Linked DNA regions of Mus musculus: region 2 is linked to region 1. Evidence: chromatin loops called from intact Hi-C (ENCODE). Cell type or tissue: heart. All regions are shown on one strand. Each heading gives the region's core, and the rest is flanking DNA. Links, peaks and the distances in the headings are about the cores only. Region 1 holds the start of Cgnl1 (cingulin-like 1). Region 2 overlaps Myzap (myocardial zonula adherens protein).

Evidence for each region. Peaks named below come from ENCODE experiments on the same cell type or tissue, not always from the same donor. Only the 100,000 strongest peaks of a DNase experiment are listed, where the experiment ranks them.
Region 2: it touches region 1 in a loop (3-fold over the local background); 2 of 42 quality-filtered maps call a loop at or near these places.

Annotation. Positions count from the first base shown.
Region 1 is chr9:71,769,254-71,774,626 of GRCm38, forward strand. It overlaps Cgnl1 (cingulin-like 1), which reads right to left and starts at 2,349. Exons shown (of 19, transcript NM_026599.5): 1 at 2,256-2,349. In heart, for the core only: CTCF peaks have their summits at 1,400, 2,425 and 3,268 (motif pointing left); DNase peaks (open chromatin) are centred at 2,078 and 2,368; H3K4me3 peaks cover 2,570 bases; H3K27ac peaks cover 3,219 bases.
Region 2 is chr9:71,548,343-71,553,715 of GRCm38, forward strand. Myzap (myocardial zonula adherens protein) reads right to left here. Exons shown (of 13, transcript NM_001033208.4): 7 at 3,897-4,022; 8 at 1,837-1,965; 9 at 382-461. Among named protein-coding and RNA genes, the nearest start is that of Myzap, 41 kb to the right of the region's middle. In heart, for the core only: a CTCF peak has its summit at 2,632 (motif pointing right); no DNase peak of the experiment used is centred there.

The DNA of each region.
Region 1 (5,373 bases), core at 241-5,240:
TACAAAATAGAAACCATTATACTAAGTGGATGGTTCTAACACAATCACAGCTCTCAGCACAGACCACCTTCCTGGAGGCTGTACCCCTTCCCCTGGATGAAGGGCACCCCACTCACCCATTTCTTCTGGTCAGGTCAGAACATCACAAGTGCTCTCCCAGGGTGGGAAGTATTGTAATAAATCTGCGCTCTGTGTGGGACAGGGCCAGACCACTCTCCCATCTCTCAGGCATCTGACACTTTCAAGGTGGGCCCTGTTCCCCAGGTGAGAAGGAGGTTCACAAGTGTACACCAGTCATGTTGATGGTCTGGCATGCACGTATGCATTTGCACACACATATATACATATACATACACACTCTGCGGAAGTTGGAGGTTCTGGGTTCAGGGGCCACCCTGTGACACCACACTCTCCACAGGCAGGCCATTGCTATGTTGGTGACTCCTCAGTGGTCACATTCTAGCAGCTGACCAGTGACAGGAGAGGGCACCGTAGTAGGAGGAGAGGAAACAGGACAGGCCAACGGGACAACACTTTATCATTTTTCATTTTCAAAAATCAACGTCAGTCTAGCTCATGTCAGAGATCAGAGACAAACACCCTCCCCAGGGCACCCATAAAGGGACATCATCCTGATACTACAAAAAGACAATATACAGGACCATCGCCTAAGGAAAAGGGAAGTCTGATTAGTGGCCACGTTGCAGCAACCACCAGGAGACTTGTGAGAGCATACTTGGAATACCAGAGAGCGTTAACTTAGAGATGACTGTTAACCCAGGGACAACCGTCTTGTCCTAAAACACGTGTGACAAAACGTCCCATAAAACATATGTGACAGAAAACCACCGGATTCAAACAGATGTTCAGCCTTCCCATTGTCCTATCAATCTTAGGTCACCTGACAGGCGATTGAGCTGAGCTCTGCCTTGGTACTGGAAACGCTAACCCCCTAACTCAGGTGTTATTTATTCTATCAAGGAACATACACATGGCTGCTCCTGAGGACGCGAGCACACATCAAAAATAACTAACTCACAAATGAAACCCTTCAGGGTCTCTCCACTCCCAGGAAAATCCCCACGTTTATGTAACACAAGTGCTTTTGTGTCTGTACACACGTGCCTGTGTAAGGAGGAGGTCTACAAAAGCTCACCAAATCCTAAGTGTTCTCTTCATCTGAGACACTTTTCCGAATCACTTGGTTTTCCCTGACAGGACTATATAACCTTGACTCTGGCAATGACTTCAGAATTTAATGCCCACACTCCAACCTCCTAAATAGAAAGTGCCCCCGGAAATATTTACTGTAAATAGAATTAGGAACAAAGAGAACTTTTATTTTTTAAATGGCACCACCTGCGGTCTAAGGTTAGCAGGCTGCGTCCACAGGCTCCCCTGGTGGAGAGGTGGGTCAGGAGCCTGAGCGCTCTGCTCTTCCAAACTTGGCTGCACCCAGAACCACCCGGGGTCGCTTTTTAAAAGTTCCCACCGCCGACTACCCCCAGACCCCTGGAGTAGAGATGTACCCAGGGTGGGGGTGGGGGGCGCGAGGAAGGTGAGAATCTTTTCATTGGTTTTGATTTAAATCTCACCAGGTGTGTAGCCCACTCTGCAAGCCAAGTCCTCTTTAAAAGAACTCCTACAGTATTTTGAGCAGGGTACTCGGCGTTGGAAGGGTTCTTGGGGTAAAAGGGCACGCACACAGTAAATATACAAAGTTCTTAAAAAAAAAAAAAAAAGTCTCTGTAAGTCCAACACCACAGCCAGGCACCTACCTTGAAGCCAAACGGTGATGCAACTTGGAAAAGTCCCTCAGAAAGCGAAAAAAGTGCTCTCGTGGTTTAAGGGCTTTCGGGGTGACCTGCCTGGACAGTGCAGTGGCACGCGGGGCCAGGACAGCGGAGCGGCCACCAGCCTGTTCTAAGGAATGGCTTAAAGAGCACTGAGATCAAACACTGCAGGGAAGGGTTGGGAGTGCGGTGCTCCGTGGGGCTCGCCCGCAGCTGTCACTAGAGCCCTGTACAGGCTCGCCACCAACTGTCCGACTCGTCTGCAGTACTGGGCTCAGCGTAGGAGGCAGGAGCGCACCTCCAGCCCCGGGACTGCAGCCGCGGCGCCCGGATCCCACGACCGACGCTGAGGCTGAGCACTGCGCAAAGCTGCAGGAGCTCGAGCCTGTCGAGTTCCCGGGCACCGTCTGGGCTCCGGGGTCCCGCGCACACCCTCCGGGCTCCCGCTCGGAGCTCACTTACCGCCTCTGCCTCCAGGGTCCCGCTCCGGCAGCTGCCCGCAGAGCCGGGCCGGAGAGCAGCGGCCGCCGCGTCGCCAGGAGGCCGCGCCAGCCCCGCCCCGCCCTGCAGTCGCCCGCCCTCCCGGGAGGAGGAGCAGGCGGGTCTGCGTCCGGACCCTCCCAGCGACCCAGGACCCGGCGGACCGAGGACTGCGGCCCCTCGCGGACAGTCCCGGGCGATCCCTGAAACCCTGCCCCATCTGCGCCCTGAGACCTCCCTGCGCCCATACCAGCACCCCGTTCCCACCCGCAGCCACTCTCTTCTCTCTCTCAGCACCCCCTTACAACCCCTCCTCCAGGAAACTTTCCCTATTCCGCAATCCCACCCCAGATCTCAGTTTCCCCCCATTCTTCCACTCAGCCTTGTTCTGTCACCTAGAAGCAAATCACAAAAGGCACGAAGTGACAAAGTGACGTCTATAAGCTAAAGCTGGGCCTAGCTCTGAGGTCACCTGGCTCCTGGTAGCAGCACAGACATTAGAGACAAACTCTCAGGCCCTAGTTTAGTTAGTTTTCCAGGGAAGGTGGCATTACATTGCCAACTGGGAAGGCCAGGGTGTCATTTCCAAGTTCAGTTTCCTCCATTGTAAAGTGAGCGAGGCACTCACTCAACGGCTTGTTATTCCTGAAGAAAGGACTGCAGAAATGGCATGTGTCTTACAGTATTTTAATAAGTAAATGTTTACTGACAAACATGTTGAATAAAATCAACACTCAAAAATTCAGTCACTCAAAACAGTAACGTGAAAAGATTTCAAAAAGTAATAGTGATTATTTTGTAGGAAAACTGCAACAGCAATAGAAGAAAAGTTGCACAGTGATGAAACGTGCTTGTATTTATTTACAGAGCTGGAGAAATGGCTCAGAAGTTAAGATCTGTTTCTGTTCTATAAGATCTGGTTCAATTCCCAGCACCATCAAGACAGCTCCCAAAACCTTTGTTAACTTCAGTGCCAGGAGGATCTAGTGCCATCTTCTGGCCTCCTCGGGTACTGCATATATGTGGCGCACAGGTATACATGCAGGCAAAACTTGAAAAAAAAATATTTTCAAGTGATCTTTAAAAAGAAGACAAAGGAGGAAGCTATTCTCCCTGGACCCCTTTGGAAACAGTGGGTCTACCAGGCATGCTCCACGCCTAGTCAGCCGAGTATAGTTATGAATGCAACCTTTGTCCCTCCTCCCAACAAAAAGAAAGTAGTAAGCCTACTTAAAACATTGCACGTTTTTGTGAAACTTGATTGCTTAGTTCTCAAGTCTGGGCTTTGTAGATGATAAAACTGCATGAACAGTGTTCTCAACGGGACTGCTTGCCAGTGCAAAGACATCTGGGTTTTGGGTATATCTGGAATTAGGCAAACTGTAAGGGAGGCTGTGCTGGACGATAGAAAGGGTGTCATATAACACAGGCGCAGACACATGTTAACCATGCCTTAGACACCTCAAAATGCCTGCAGTGGAACCTGCACCTAAATGGCTCTGAACACCGGGATTGGCAGAACCGTACAAACCAGGAGGAGGCTTACAAGAGGAATCCGTGTGGGGAGGGACGGTCCCAGAGAGCGTCTAAAACTGGTAACCAGATGTGTTTCCAGAAACAGAAATAGGACCACAGGGAAAGAGGTATGTTTTTTAAAGATGTATTTATTTCATGTCTACATGTGTGCCTGGGTGTATATGTGTGCACCATGCATGTGCAGTGTTCACAGAGACCAGAGAAGATGTGGGACCTGCTGGAGCTACAGGAGGTTGAGCATCTGATGTGGGAGCTTGGGATCTGAACCTCTATTCATCAAGTGATATACTTATTTGTTTGTTTGTTTACTTATTTATTTACTTAACTATTTGGGGTTTTTATTTGGTTTTTCAAGACAGGGTTTCTCTGTGTCCTGTGTCTCTGTGCCCTGGCTGTCAAGAATTCTCTCTGTAGACCAGGCTGGCCTTGAACTCAGAGTGATCTTCCTGCCTCTGCCTCCCAAGTGCTGGGATTAAAGGCATGTGCCACCACTGCCCGGCTGCCACTGAGGTTTTATAGAACTGTGGGATAACTGTGAACAGCGGGCTGGTAGCTGGGCTGGTGGTAGAGAAACAACGTATGAGCAAAACCAGGTACTGGGAAATGAGTGTGTCGAGCCCTCACTCAGGGGCAGGAAATAGACAGCTCACCCGAGGGAGAAGTGGAAGGGTGTGGGGGCGGTGTCTGTGGCGGGGAGGGTAGGGACTCCTCCCTCGAGGAGGAAACTGAACCACCTGCCACCCGTCTATTCCCACTCAGACCCTTGAGAGCGTTTGCAGAAAGTACATGCTCAGCAAACATTTGCTGACCATAGAAACACCATTTACCCAGCATGCCTGACCCCTTCTTTCCCAACAGGTAGTCTAATGATTAAAATATATAAAAATATGGGGAGTAGATGGGGAAGCGAGGCGAGGAGCAGAATCTGCCTGGGCTAGGCCGCTGTCCCTGTCTCTGCTGTCACTACAGATATTCAAGCCCCACCAGCCTGAAGGGAGAGCAAGCCTGTGCTGTCAAAGCCTCTGAGATTCTGAGCCGCGCCTTTCCGGTATCTTTTCCTCGGTGGGAGACTCACAGGCTTGACCCTGAGATAGAATCTGAGAGGATTTTTTTTTTTTCTGGTAGAGGATAAGGGGGTTGTTTTGTCAGTGACAGCAATTTGCCTAAAGAAAAAAAAAAAAAATCAGGAAGAAAGGTAGGAAAAAAAATCATCTCTTTCCTCCTCCAAATTTTGTGAATTGTGTAGTGCCAAAATGTTCAGGCAACACGGGAGGCAGGAGCAATGTTGCCCAGTGGAAGGGGCAGAGAAAGGAGACTGCAGGGTGATGCTCATCCGGGGCCTTCACTTGGGAGACTTAGTGAATGAGGCTAGCAGAGAGCATTGTGGGAAGTGCTTTATCCCACTGAAGTGCTGAAGGAGCACTAGGGAGATAGAAGGGTCTCTCAAGAGCGCCCCAGAGCAGAAGTCTGTATCTGGAGCCTTGAGCAAGAGGCTGCCTTTATCTGAGTTGCCCTGGAAATGGAACTTTGAGATAGGACTTGGAAAGTCCTGGTATACTTAGTA
Region 2 (5,373 bases), core at 282-5,281, 220 kb before region 1:
GCCCAGTGGGTAAGAAGTCTTCTTAGGCAAGCATGAAGACCTAAGCATGAGTTCAAATCCCCAGCACACCCATTGTAAAAACTTAGGCATAGCTGTGGATGTTGGGGGAGGGGAGACAGAAAGATGACTGGGCTTTGTTTGCTACCAGCCTTGTTCCAGGTTCAGCAAGAGACCCTGGATCAAGAGAATGAGGTAGAAAGTGATAAGAGAAGGACACCAGACTTCTTCCTCTGGCCTCTGTGGGCAAGAACATGCACACATGTGCATCTAGTGCACACGCGCATGCACACACACACACACACACACACACACACACACACACACAACCAGTGTGCATATCCACCTCTGAGTTGCTCGAAGTCCAAGGCCAGCCTGCCTCACCTGTTCTTGTCAGAATCTGCCATCTCCCCTGACATTTCTGTCTCATGCTCAAGGAGCTGGAGCTGGAGCTGATGCCGTTCCTAAAACAGACATAATCAATGGATCCAGATGGAGCTAGGCAGAGGATGAACACCAGGCACACCCAGCTCTCCAAGTCTGTACAACACTCCCTGTTCACACATCCACTAGGTCAGAGCTCAGAACTCAAAGGGGCCCAATGCATAGACATATGTATGGATCTGGAAAAAAACACTCTAGGCAAACCACATGAACCCCAGCCCAGGATTACACGTCTTATGAAAACTTATAGTTCTAAATAATGATAATCTATGTCGTAAATCAATGGCCCATGACATTGTGAGTCCTTATTGTTTTCAAAAACATCTAGCAAAGAGGCTCTGAAATTCTGATAATGGCTTATGGACCAACCCAGGTGTGTTTACACAGGAATAATTGCTTATAAGACATATATGATGCTGGCCATAATGGCCAGCACAATGGTCCCCCCAACACAAAGAAGTCCAGGACCTAGTCCCGCATAAACACACCATCTCACACAGAAAGGGGAACTGTGAAAACATGGTTAATGATCTGCATGGTCTCATGGATCAAGCTAGAGGAAGCAGTAGAGTTCAAGTTGGGATGCTAAGACAGCATTACATGGCTAACTCTGACACCAGAGTGGGACTTCTCACCTCCAGAACTGAAAACAATAAATTCACATAACCGAAAGCTACTTTTCGGCAATTTACTTCAGTAGCAATAAGAAACATATGTGTGTCAAGCTATATGCTTCATACACTTTGCTGAATCTATAAATGTGTGCGTATGTATAGATTTAAGTTTAATTTAACATTTATTTAACTTATTAACATTTAATGGAACTGTTAATAAAAGTACAGTACCTGTCATCACTGAAATCTCACTAGACATACATTATAGATATTAATATAGCAAAATCCTTTAAAAAAAAAAAAACGTTTGCAGAGCCCTGCCAGCAAAGGTGGGTCCATTTCTGCTCCTGCCTCTAGACTGGCTTGTAGACTCCGTAAGCCCCCCACCTACCCCCCAAGCTCCATTGTCAGCCTGTTTGCCACACACAGAAGAGTTTGCCTCCGCACCTCATTCAAGGTGTGTCATGCAAAAGTCAACCTGCCCCAGACACCTGCCCCAGAAACACGAGGGGCGGGGTGCTGATGGAGCCGCCAAACACATTGCCTCATTGGGTTAAATAAAGAGCACATCTGGGGCGCCCACAGAAGCTAGCTGCTGCAATATTAATTTGCAGAAAGAATTTTACAGGTGTTGATGTTTTTTAAACGTATCAAAATAATTGTGACGGGCTTGGCCTGATAGGTTTGTAGCTAATGGCTTGCCTACCACACACAAGGCCATGGGCTCAATGGCCATCACTACAGAAACAAGCAAGCAATAGTTACCAGCTGCGTCTGTTACCTTCTCCATGCGTTCAATCAGCCTGTCCAGTTCCCCGATCTTCTGGTCTTTCTCCTCCAGGCTGAGCTCAGCTGCCTCCATCTTCTTATTGGCCTCTTCGATGGCCTTCAGAAAGCTATTGGTTTCTTCCTGCAACAGGGTACACACTCTCCTCAGCACGGCCTGGATACCCAGGTGACTCACCCCAGTCCAGTCAGAGCCTCACTGGGTCATGATCTCCCTGGGAAAGCATGACCTTGGGACCTGTGTGTCTCACACAGAGTGGACTCAACTGTCTTGAGCCTGGTTTCGCCTCTGAACAATGCACATCATGTAGCTTCTTCTTTAACTTTATTTTACGTTTATTTTATTTTGTGTGTTGAGGGGATCTGGGTGACACGGGTGTCCGTGTGTGTGGTCAGGAGTGTGGAAGTGAGAGGGTAGCTTCAAGTGTCTGCTCTCTCCTCCCACCACGTGGGTTTCAGGATCAAGCTCAGCTTATCATCTGGCAGTAAGCATCTTTATCTGCTACGGTTCTCAACCTTCCTAATGCTGTGACGTTTTAAGACAGTTCATGTTGTGGTAACCCCTAACTATAAAATTATTTTCCTTATTTATAACTGTAATTTTGATAGTTATGACTCATAGCGTAAATATCTGATATGTAGGATATTTGGTGGGTGACCTCTATAAAAGGAGTTAAACCCCCAAGGAAGTCACCCTCTGACCCTTCAGGTGGCTTTTCTTTTTCCTAAAGATTTATTTATTTATTATTATTATTATTTATTATATATACACTGTAGCTATCCTCAGACTCTCCAGAAGAGGGCATCAGATTCCGTTACGGATGGTTGTGAGCCACCATGTGGTTGCTGGGATTTGAACTCTGGACCTTCGGAAGAGCAGTCTGCGCTCTTAACCACTGAGCCATCTTGCCAGCCCCCTCAGGTGGCTTTTCAATGAGTCTAGTCACTGTCTCTTCTGAAAGCTTATATTCCAAAGGTGTGAAAAAAAAAAGAAATGAAATAAAACAGCTTGTGAAGGGTTAAAAAATCTACACAAATGCTCTGAGTGTCACTGTGTGAGCCAACATACAACTGAAGTAGAATGAATTCCCAGATCTTCCTCCCACAATGCAATGCTCCAACTTACTCTTATGGAAAAAACAAAACAAAACAAAACAAAACAAAACAAAGATCTTTGTGTTGATTAAACCTCCAAGAACACAGATAAACCAGACACAGTTGTAAGGTGGGGGAAGGAGGACAGGGACAGGGACAAGGACTCCTGAGAGGTACAGTGTAATCACGCAGCCAGGAGGAGGAAGGGAGAATGGCTTTCTAGTTGTGGGAATAACAGAGCTCAGGATGGGAAGGGTGGAGCTTTCAAGGGGAGTGGGCTGGGATGGTATTATCCCAGGATGGGGAAGTGGGAGTTTTCAGAAGGAGAAACAAATGGAATAAACAGACAAACACAGGATCCGCTTGGGTGCTGGTGAGTGGTCCGATTAGCTGGAGAAATGCATATTTTGAGACAGAGACATTGGGTTATTCCAGAAGGAGGAAAAAATGGGAGCAACTGAACAATCAAATAAATTCCCTGGGCCAGGGAGATCGCTCAGTGGGTGAAGAGCTTTCTGTGCAAGCATGAGGACCTGAGTTCGCATCCCCGGCATGGAAGTAAAAGCTGGGCATGACAGAGCATGCACTGTGGGAGCTAACACACAGCCAAAGGGTTGGGGAATCCTGGGAAACAGATGGCCAGCAGCCTACACTAAATGGCAAGCTCCAGGTTCAGTGAAAGACTCCATTTCAAAATTAATAAATAATAAGGAAGGTGGCGAATGGCAGAGGCATAATACAAGCATGAATTTCTCACCTCCATAAGGGCACACATGAGCCAGGGCACCAATGTGCACAGTGCACACATGCATCTAACACCAATGGCATAAATATGAATGAATGAATGAATGAATGAACCCCCTGACTCCTCTTTATATCCAACCTCATGACTCCCTTCAGCTTCTGACTAAACCTGCTAGCCATGTCTCGCATGTTGTGCTTTAGGCAGCATACACGTACCAGGAGCACCTCCTTCTCCGCACTGTGCTTGCGCTGTGCCTCCTGCAGTTTCTCCTCATACTGGCTGTACAGCTTTCTCGTCATCTCCCGCATCACCTCAGCATTGGCTTCTTGCGATGACTCCACCTGCAAAGAATTTCATTGTAGAACTGCAGCCTGTACCTTACGCTCCCCACCCCCAGCATCTCTACACACAGAGCTCGGAGTGTGACCCCCAGGAGTCTGCTATAGAGAGAAGCAGCAGGCAGGAGGGCACAGAGAGGAGGAGAGAGAAAGAGAAGGAGAAAGGGATAAAAGGAAAAGGAGGAAGAGAGGGAGAGGAACACACATCAACAAAAGATGGCATTGTACACTAAGTTATTTAGGATGGTTGAGACAAGGTGTTTCAGAGGATTAATTTTTCAAAAGGTCACTTCTTAGTTCTGGGGAGACGGTCTCAGTTGGTAAAGTTTTTTTTTTTCCAGAACTCATGCAAAAAAATAAAGGGGGGGTGGGGAGAAAGGAAGGGAAAGAGCATCGTGTGGTGACACATACTTGTAACTCCCAGCACAGAGCAGTCAGAGACAGTCAGATGATCCCAGGCTCACTGGCCAGCCAGCTATAAACAGCAAGCCCTGGGTTCCAGTGAGAGACTGTGTCTCAGAAGTTGGGCAGTTCCTGAGCAACCACACTTGGAAGATGAGCTCTGACTTATACCCACATGCAACATGCACATACACGCACAACTTAATTATTTTATAGCTTCTCCAATCAACCCCACTCATGACACCAAACAATGGCATCTCCAAGTCAGGCCTTGTTAGACACAAATAAAAAAAAAATCTGCACCCATCCTTCCCACACTGCATGCTTTCCAAACTGTTGTCTTTGAAAATATCTTGGCCTAGTGTGGCCACAGGGCTGGGAGCCTTTGGAACTGGTGCAGCTTGAGAGAATCTCCGGGGCTGGGGTAGGTGGGGTGGATCTCCAGAGAGGTCATATGATGGTTTGTTTCTGGCCTTCGGTAAGGACCTCATACCACCGACCCCGCTGCTGCTGCTGCTGCTGCTCCTGCTGCTGCTCCTGCTGCTGCTGCTCCTGCTGCTCCTGCTGCTCCTGCTGCTGCTGCTGCTCCTGCTGCTCCTGCTGCTGCTGCTGTGTCCTCACACACCCCCCTTCTGCTCACCTAAGGCACCTGAGCTTGTGAGTGCCTCACCTCTGAGAAAGGGAGGCACCCTTTGACCTTAATGAGGTACATGGTGTATATTCCAAAGATGTGACAAGTCTCTCTTTGATGCCCTTGGATGGTCATCACTGGGCCAGTACTCAGGATGAAAGTTTCTGAGTAAAGACTGTCACTAACTGAGAACCCAGGTCCACCCCTCACGCCATGGCTACCGCACAGGTGCCATGGAAAAGGGCTCCGTCTGAAGCCTGTTCACGCTGCACTCCACTCACACGAGGCCCCTTGCATCCCTGGAACTTCTTTCATTTTTTA